Linked DNA regions of Homo sapiens: region 1 is linked to region 2. Evidence: read pairs that join two places in POLR2A ChIA-PET (ENCODE). Cell type or tissue: CD4-positive, alpha-beta T cell. All regions are shown on one strand. Links, peaks and the distances in the headings refer to the core of each region. The heading gives the core; the rest is flanking DNA. Region 1 overlaps RCN2 (reticulocalbin 2). Region 2 overlaps PSTPIP1 (proline-serine-threonine phosphatase interacting protein 1).

The links. ChIA-PET counts read pairs that join two places held together with the same protein. Peaks named below come from ENCODE experiments on the same cell type or tissue, not always from the same donor. Only the 100,000 strongest peaks of a DNase experiment are listed, where the experiment ranks them.
Region 1: POLR2A ChIA-PET joins it to region 2 with 6 read pairs; 6 of 35 experiments call an interaction of 5 or more read pairs at or near these places.

The regions. Positions count from the first base shown.
Region 1 is chr15:76,948,838-76,953,232 of GRCh38, forward strand. It overlaps RCN2 (reticulocalbin 2), which reads left to right. Exons shown (of 7, transcript NM_002902.3): 7 at 233-4,395. The coding sequence ends at 385. Among named protein-coding and RNA genes, the nearest start is that of RCN2, 19 kb to the left of the region's middle. In CD4-positive, alpha-beta T cell, for the core only: no CTCF peak of the experiment used is centred there; no DNase peak of the experiment used is centred there.
Region 2 is chr15:77,011,668-77,016,062 of GRCh38, forward strand. The region is part of intron 1 of PSTPIP1 (proline-serine-threonine phosphatase interacting protein 1); the gene reads left to right. Among named protein-coding and RNA genes, the nearest start is that of PSTPIP1, 19 kb to the left of the region's middle. RefSeq lists enhancers at 2,622-3,122, 3,080-3,149. In CD4-positive, alpha-beta T cell, for the core only: no CTCF peak of the experiment used is centred there; DNase peaks (open chromatin) are centred at 1,424, 2,304 and 2,974; H3K4me3 peaks cover 1,584 bases; H3K27ac peaks cover 3,792 bases.

The DNA.
Region 1 (4,395 bases), core at 263-4,262, 63 kb before region 2:
TATCCTGGATTGGATTTGAGTGGAGAGAGACAGAACCCAGCAGAAATGAAGAAAGGAGATAATGGGAAAAGCAGTAGACGGACCTGGTTACAACGTGTAACATTTTTAGATACTTAAACAATAATGAGTACTTGTACACCTGGATGATTTTGACAAGTCAAATCACATTAAATTGTGAACATCTTGCTGAAAATACTTATTACACTTGACACTTTTTTGTTTTATTTTGAAGGCGCTTCATCTAATTGATGAAATGGATTTGAATGGTGACAAAAAGCTCTCTGAAGAAGAGATTCTGGAAAACCCGGACTTGTTTCTCACCAGTGAAGCCACAGATTATGGCAGACAGCTCCATGATGACTATTTCTATCATGATGAGCTTTAATCTCTGAGCCTGTCTCAGTAGAGTACTGGCTCCTTTTATAATTTGTTACCAGCTTTACTTTTGTGATAAAATATTGATGTTGTATTTTACACTCTTAAGTCTTAACCACAGTCAGAATTATCTTAATGTAGATTATAATTTTGGTCTTTTAGGAAAAAAAAACAAAAATCTGATATTTATTTCAAAATGTATTGAAGCAACAAAATATTAATATTGTGCCATATGACAACAAAGTCTTTCCTAAATACTCCATCTGTTTAGTACTGTATTGTGGAATATTTGAGTTCTATTTCCATACTTGAAAACATGGAGGATTTTAGAGATGCCTGAACAATATTATTTAAGTAGTATGTGACCGAGCTATAAATTTTTGTTTTTGTTCTAAGTAGATTTAATTTGGGAACTGACAGGACAATGTTTTTAGGTTTAGCATTTTGTTTAAAAACCTTTAAAGAAACCTTTAGAAGGACTTAGACCTCACATATTAATGTTGAGAAGTTCTGCTTAATTTTAAAATGGTTTCTATAAAGGGTTTTATTGTATGAAATAGAACTTTATATTTTTGCATATGTATAGATAGTAATTATATTTAATGTATAACTATAGCATTATGGTGAGTGGAATTTGACATTGTCCAAACCTTTTTCATTTTTGAGTGATTAAAAATGAAATGTCCTTTGTATATGTTTGTTTGCTTTTCTTTAACTTTCAGATAAATATTGAATTTAGCATAGGTTTTGTGGTATTGTACATTATCTTGCCTCATCCATTCCTTTATGTGGATAGTTCCCAAAACTGTCAAATTATTCTTGCTGCATTTTCTTATTTTTTTTTTAAATAAGAGAATCATGTTATAATATAATTGAATGTGCACCTGACACATTTTAATAATTGGTGTTGTAGCAAATGTGGTTTTGCTCTTTGGGGCTATAAATAATCTTGAGTAACGCAGGTTGGAATTACCAATAGAGCTGGTCAGTTATCAACAGTAGAGCTCAGTATCAATTTTACTGAAATTAAAATCATACTTGATAAGCATGATAATCAATTTTAACCTAATTCAGCAGGTCAACTTATTTAACTTTGGTGGAGGTGGGATAGGGAAAAGTGAAGGGAGGAATTAATTTTTTTCTAGTTCTGATGTACAGAGATTGTTTTTCATTCTTTTTTTTTTTTTTTTTTTTGTGACAGAGTCTTGCTCTGTGGCCCAGGCTGGAGTGCAGGGGCACTATCTCGGCTCACTGCAAGCTCTGCCTCCTGGGTTCACGCCATTCTCCTGCCTCAGCCTCCCGAGTAGCTGGGACTACAGGCGCCTGCCACCACACCCGGCTAATTTTTTTGTATTTTTAGTAGAGACCGGGTTTCACCGTGTTAGCCAGGATGGTTTCGATCTCCTGACCTCATGATCAGCCCACCTCGGCCTCCCAAGGTGCTGGAATTACAGGCGTGAGCCAACGCGCACGGCCTCTAGTTTTTCATTCTTTAAATCACTTTTATTTGTGGGTGAAGAGGTCAGCTATGCATTCTCTTAATCACTTTCCAGCCTAAAGTTGTCTCATATACAGCACACTGGGGGCTCAACAAGTACCTATGACTATTTGAGAAGACATGAAACTCTTCTCTGATAGAATCGACTGCACCTATATACCTCTCTACTGCCGCATCTTTGCTGATGTGAGGTGTGCTTGCAAATTGTAAGCTTCCACACCTTAATGACTGCTTGCTTGGGTATCTACATGGTTTTCATTTTAACCTACACTATATGTCTGGCTATAGCAGTTTTAGAATTACAGATTTACCACTATCACTCATCTGTCATTTGTCAGACTCACTGAAGCTGGCATATTTGAAATCACCAGTTTGACTAGTTAACTATTTGTTTTTCTCTCTAGCTTCTCCAAAATCTATGCCAGAATAGATCATCAGATATGGATTATATTTCAATCCTTTGCAGAAATGCAATGTCTGTACTACTTTCCTTCCTAGCATAAAGAAAACTACACTTCCCAGCCCTCTTGTAGGTAGGCGATGGCTAGTTCTGACCAGTTAAACATGGGTGGAAGTAGTGTGTGTCACTATCAGACTATCTCATGACAAACCCTTTTCCTCTGCCACAGCACTGTGCAGGAGGCCTCAGCTGAAATGGTGCAGCCACAAGATGAAAGTGGCTTTGATCTTGAGTCTGTGTAGGTCAGCTGGATCCACAGTGGGCTTTGTATGATCAAAAAATAAGCTTTTAATTATGTTAAGCCACTGAGATTTGGTTGTGCTTTTTTGTTTTTAACCACAGCAGAGCCCATCCTGCTGTGACTGAGTGAAGATTTCACATTTAACAATAGGCTTTTAATAAGCATGCAGAGAAAAAGAATCATCTGCTTGAACAGAGATGCTATATCTACTGCTGAGTCAAAATAGAAAATTTTAAGGCTTTTTTTAGATTTGAATTTTAAATAAGACTTTTAAAATAAAGCTTTTATTTTGGTTTTAATATAATTAGGATAATTTGAATTTATCCTTGAGCATGAGAGTAAAAATAGTTTGAGACTTTCTGAATCATTGGCTGATTCTGCCTGAAGGACTTAATGACTTCCATTATTTGAGTTCAGGTACAACTTCAAAGGGGAAAATTGAATGGGATGTGCACATGTTGGCTCATATGTAGTTCTGATTGGGCCAATTTGCAGGACAGAAAATGATGTCTAGATTATGATATAAATTTAAAGGAAGCCAGGACGTTCAGAGGAAAAGCTAGCATATCATGTTTGCCTTACTTAGTTCTTTCCTTTGCAGTTTTAAAAATAGGCTTTTTTTTTTTTTAGTGTAGTTTTATGTTCACAGCAAAATTGAGCAAAAAGTAGTATAGAGAGTTTCAATATGTCCCCTGCCCCACATACGTACAGCCTCCCCCACTATCCTATCCTATATGTCATGAGATAGTACCTACCAGAGTGGTACATTTGTTAAAATCGATGAAACTGTTAACATATCATTGTCACCCAAAGTGCATAGTTTACATTAGGGTTCACTCTTGGTGCTGCACATGCTCTGGGTTTGGACAAATGTATAATTACATATTCCCACCATTGTAGTGTGGTAGAATATTTCCCTTGCCCTAAAGTCTTTCTGCTCCACCTATTCATCCCTCCCTTCCCTGTAACCCCAAGCAATACTGATCTTTTTACTGTTCATAATTTTTTAGATTGTAGTAAAATACACATAACAAAATTCATCTTAACAGTTTTTAATTGTACAGTTCGGTGGTATGGTATTAAATACAGTCAAAATGTGAAACTATTACCACCTTCCATCTCCATGAACTTCATTTGTAAAACGGAAATTTATACCCATTAAACAATAAAGCCCCCTTTCCCCTTCCCTTCAGCACCTGGCAAACACCATTCTAGTTTTTTTGTTTGAGATGGAGTCTTGCTCTTGTTGCCCAGGCTGGAGTGCAATGGCATGATTTCGGCTCACTGCAACCTCTGTCTCTTGGGGTCAAGCGATTCTCCTGCCTCAGCCTCCCGACTAGGTGGGATTACAGGCGGGCACCACCATGCCCCCTAATTTTTTGTATTTAGTAGAAATGGGGTTTCACCATGTTGGTCAAGCTGGTCTCGAACTCCTGATCTCAGGTGATCCACCTGCCTCAGCCTCCCAAAGTGCTGGAATTACAGGCGTGAGCCACCGTGCCCAGCCTCCCATTCTAGTTTTCTTTTTCTTTCTTTTTTGAGACGGAGTCTCACTCTTGTCATCCAGGCTGGAGTGCAGTGGTGCGATCTCGGCTCACTGCAACCTCCACCTCCCAGGTTCAAGCGATTCTCCTGCCTCAGCCTCCCAAGTAGCTGGGATTATAGATGCCCGCTACCACGCCCGGCTAATTTTTGTACTTTTAGTAGAGACGGGGTTTCGCCATGTTGGCATGGCTGGTCTCGAACTCTTGACCTCAGGTGATCCACCTGCCTCGGCCTCCCAAAGTGCTGAGATTACGGGCATGAGCCACCGCGCCCAGC
Region 2 (4,395 bases), core at 88-4,087:
TATTTATTTGCTTATACATGGATCGCAGCAGTACTTGAGTCAGGGGACCCCTAGACACCAAGTCCCTAGTTTAACAGGCCATCTGAGGCTTGAGTCCTCTCTGTGGAACCAGACCTGCTTACAGACTGTAGTGATGGGCGCTCCTCACCTGTCAAAGCCCCCCACCCTCTTTCCATACCTACAGCCATTCAGGCTCCTGGGAAGCCTTTCCTTGCATTGTCCTGGAGTTGGCCTCCCTGTCTCTGCCCCCATGAGTCCTGGCTTGGGCTGGGAAATGCCAGCCACTAGTGCTCCCTCTGCTTCTGATGGCCCCACAGAGATCTCCAGGTGAGACTTTTCCTAGGCCATTCCCTCACAGCTTTGGCTTGGAACTCTCCCTTCCCTCCCTATCACCTCCTCCCAAATACTCTGGGTAAGCAACCGCCTTGTTTACTGAGGGCTCTGGCCATCCATCCATCCATCCATCCATCCATCCATCCATCCATCCATCCACCCACCCACCCACCCACCCATTCACCCATCCACCTGTCCATCCATCCATCCGTCCACCCATCTGTCCATCCATCCATCCACCCACTCATCCATCTACCTACCCATCCACTCATCCACCCATCCACCCACCCATCTACCCATCCATGCATCCACCCACTCACCCATCCCTCCATTTGTCCACCTGTCCACCAGTCCACCCATCCACCCACCCACCTATCCACCCATCCATCCATCCACCCACCCACCCATCTACCCATCCACCCATCCATCCACCCACCCATCTACCCATCCACCCATCCATCCACCCACCCATCTACCCATCCACCCATCCATCCACCCACCCATCCATCCATCCTTCCATCCATCCATTCATCCATCCATCCATCCATCAAGTTGTACCTGAGTGTTTGGTCCTTTGCCTGCCTCACTTTGCCAACCAGTAATGGTGGAGAGGAGTCCCACTGTGGGGTACTGACTGTAGGGCGGTGGAAGGAGCCTGGTTGCTACCCATTGACTTAGCATCCCTGTGCCTCTGTTTCCGTATCTATACAATGGGGATGATAATTCCTGTCTCAGAGGACTGTTGTAAGAAGTAGAGGGGACCAGTGTGACTGGCTTCTTTAAAGGTGCTGGGTAATGGGTCATTGAATCTGCAAGCAAATGATCTGGTCCCCTCCATGGGGCACCTCAGGAAGCAGCCGTCATAAGGCCTTGTCCTCTTGAAGGCCTCACTGAGGCGCTTCTCCAGCCCATCACTCAGCATGTCTGTGAGCAGAGCTGTGTGTAGGCACCAGGTGCCGGGATCCAGTGGGGAACCTGAAAGACCCCCCTCTGCCTCCATGGAGCTCAGCCCTTCCTACCTCAGGTTTTCAGTCCACAGAAGACAAGCAACAGGAAACTAGGTGCTAGCAAACCCACAGTGTCAGCCACACTGGCTGCAGATGTCACTGCTGGTGTGAGGGAGGAGAGCACCCCAGCACCATGCAGCTCCGTGCAGCTACCTTCCAAAGCTGCTGCTACGTCTTGCTTCCCCACCTGTGGCCCATGCTGGAGCTTTCCCAGTCATCTTCAGGTGTAACCCAATCCAGTCCAAGCTAGTATCACAATTTCACTCTCATTCAATTTAAAGCTCCCCAGTTCCCCGACTTTCACTGGAAGCCTCTGATGGGGAAAAGAGAACAGGGTCAGTTTCCTCCCTTGCCATGGGGTACCCACACTGCACTGCCAGCTGCCTCTGGGGTCTCCATGGGGGGGTGGTGGGGCACAGGCCGTGACTGTAAAGGGGAGAAACATCTCATTGCCCTGGTACTGTTGTAACTGGTGACAGTGAATGCACACAGGTCAGCCCTTTCTCTCCCTGGCACCTGGGCAGGTTTTTTGGTGACCCTGCCCCCCTGGAGTCCCTGACCACTCCGTTCCCTACAGCCTTCCACTTCCAACCTCTCCCGTTGCACCCAATAGTCTGCTCCACTCAGCTTCTCCTAGGGGCTCCTCTCTCCCTGTCAGGCTATTCTCATGGACAGAATTACCAGGCAGCTCTTCCTGGCTACCTTCCACGGCCCCCACTTGGTTCCCAGGGAAGATTTTGGTGCCAGTTCTTGGACATAGCAGGTAGGAACTCGGACCAAAACCCAGGTGTCCCCCTCCAAGGTTGGAGGCTTAGCTGTCCTCTGATAGATGCTGTATTCTGGAGTGCCAGGCAAGGGAGCATTTGAAAAAGGCTCTGCTCCCCTTTAAATGGAACCTCTGGTGGAGGAAGGTGTGTAGGGCGAGAGGGGAGGTGATGAGGTGACTCATTTCTTCCAGCCTGGCCCCAGCTGAGGGAAGGTGTTTCTGGTCGGGGAGGTGGCAGGCAGGCGGGGAGGGCTCGGGGAGCTGCTGCTTGCTGAACTGCCCCTGGGTGACAGGCCCTGAGTGTGGGGCTTTGCAGAGAGGCAAAGTAATGGGAAGTTAACAGCCAAGATCGTGGCTTGGGATATCTGGGTTATATCCCAGCTGCACCCGGCAGGTCCCTGGGCAGATTGGGTAACCTCTCTGGGTTACCTTTTCCTCATCCATAAAATGGTAGTCATCACCCCTAGCCCAGTATCTGCCTTGTGGTGAGCCCTGATCTTGAGTCCACTGTTCTCACCTATGCGCACGATTTCACTTGCTTCTCGGGTCACCTCTAGGCGGTGAGAACTATTAGGCCCATTTTCACAGGGAAGGAAACAGGCTGAGAAGGGCCAGGGTCACGGGAGGTGTGAACCCACATCTAGTCAGTCAGACCCTTCCCAGCCTCTCAAACAGGCCCGAGTACCCTCTCTGACCTGTGGCCTACACTAACAGGACTGTGCCCTAGAGGGGCGGGCTGTCAGGGCCCGAAAGGGGGTTAGCCTCCTGCCCCCACTTTCCCAATGAGGAAACCAGGTCCTGAGAAGTAAAGTGGCTTGCTTCAGGCCCTGGTGTCTGTGGTCTCGCCCCTGCAGCCACCAAGAGTTATGGGCGTGAAAAGGGGGAAGTGGCGGTAGTTACAGAGGGTGCTTCTCCACTCAAGCCGTGGGGGTGTGGAGGGCCCTGGCCGGCTCACAGGCCTGGGCCGTGGCTCACACCAACACCCACCAGAGAATGAAGCCAGTAGGCTGTCCCTGACAGAACAGGGCACCCAGGCCTTGGCCACACTGCCTCAAGGCAGAGGCAGGAATATGTTTCCTCCCAAGAGCCTCCTCCTGGAGTTCTGGGATGCCGCCTGAGGCCGATGGCCACACACCATGGACGGCGAGGGCTGGGTCCCACATCTGGCTCAAGTGAGCCTCCCAGAGGAAGAGACTGTGCCCGCTCCCCACCTGGCACCCCTAATCCAGGACGGGTTATCCTGGGTGCCACATGGCTGGGCCGTGACCACTGGCTGTTCATGGGTTACCCAGAGCCGCACTCCTCTGACCCAGCCTGGGCCCCAGGCTAGCCTCTGTGAATCCACAGTAACTGAATTATAGCCCAAAATACAGCTTTGATTTGAGGTGGAGATAATTTGAGTAATCATTTTCAAGAGTTATTTTTTCAAATCATGTTTGGATGTTCCAAAATAGAAAATGGTTCCTGGGCTGTCTACTAAATGGCTGATGTAGGTATATGGCTTTGGGGACAGGTTGACCTGCATTCAGATCCCAAACTCTGCCCTTTACCCATTGAGTGGCTTTGGGCAGTCTCTTTCCCTGTTTGGGCCTCCTGTCCCCATCTTCGCCTCCCGAGATCTGTGTTGTGGTCAGGAAGATAACGCTATGATACCCTTGGTGCAGTGTGTGCCAGGTAGACTTGATAAATAGAGATTTCACAAAGGGCAGGGCCACAGGCAGCATTCGGATGACAGAGGTTGGACAGGATGAGGGGAGATGGAGGTAAGAGGAGTGGGGGACAACTAGGGTAGGTCCCCTGGGGGTGATGCTGATGCTGGGTCTTGGGTGGCAGACCCACATGACTGATTAAGTTACAGGATGATTGGTTCATTCATTTCCTAAACACATCCTGAGCCTGACTGTCCCAGCTCAGAGCACGGAGTCAGACCCATGCCCTCGAGGAAGTGGCAGGGGTGGGGGTGAAGGAGGAGGGCGCGGGCTGGGGGAAGGGGTGCAGGGCTGGGAGGCATCGTGAGCAGCCCCTGGAGAGTCAGGCACTTCCTCGGAACATCCCAGTCCTTGTGACAGTAGCTCACTCGGCCACAGCCCCTGCCAGCAGCCCAAAGCTCTGAGCGGGGGACTGGGCGGGATCCTGGAGCCTGCAGCCTCTGGGGACTTGAGCACGGCGGTCACAGCCTGCAGGGCCTCTCGCTGCTTTCTGACTCCTCCCGAATGGCCAGCGTAGGTTCGGTTTGCTTCTCTTTCCACTCTGGGGGCCTCCATAAGGACAGGAGAAGGGTTCCCTTGG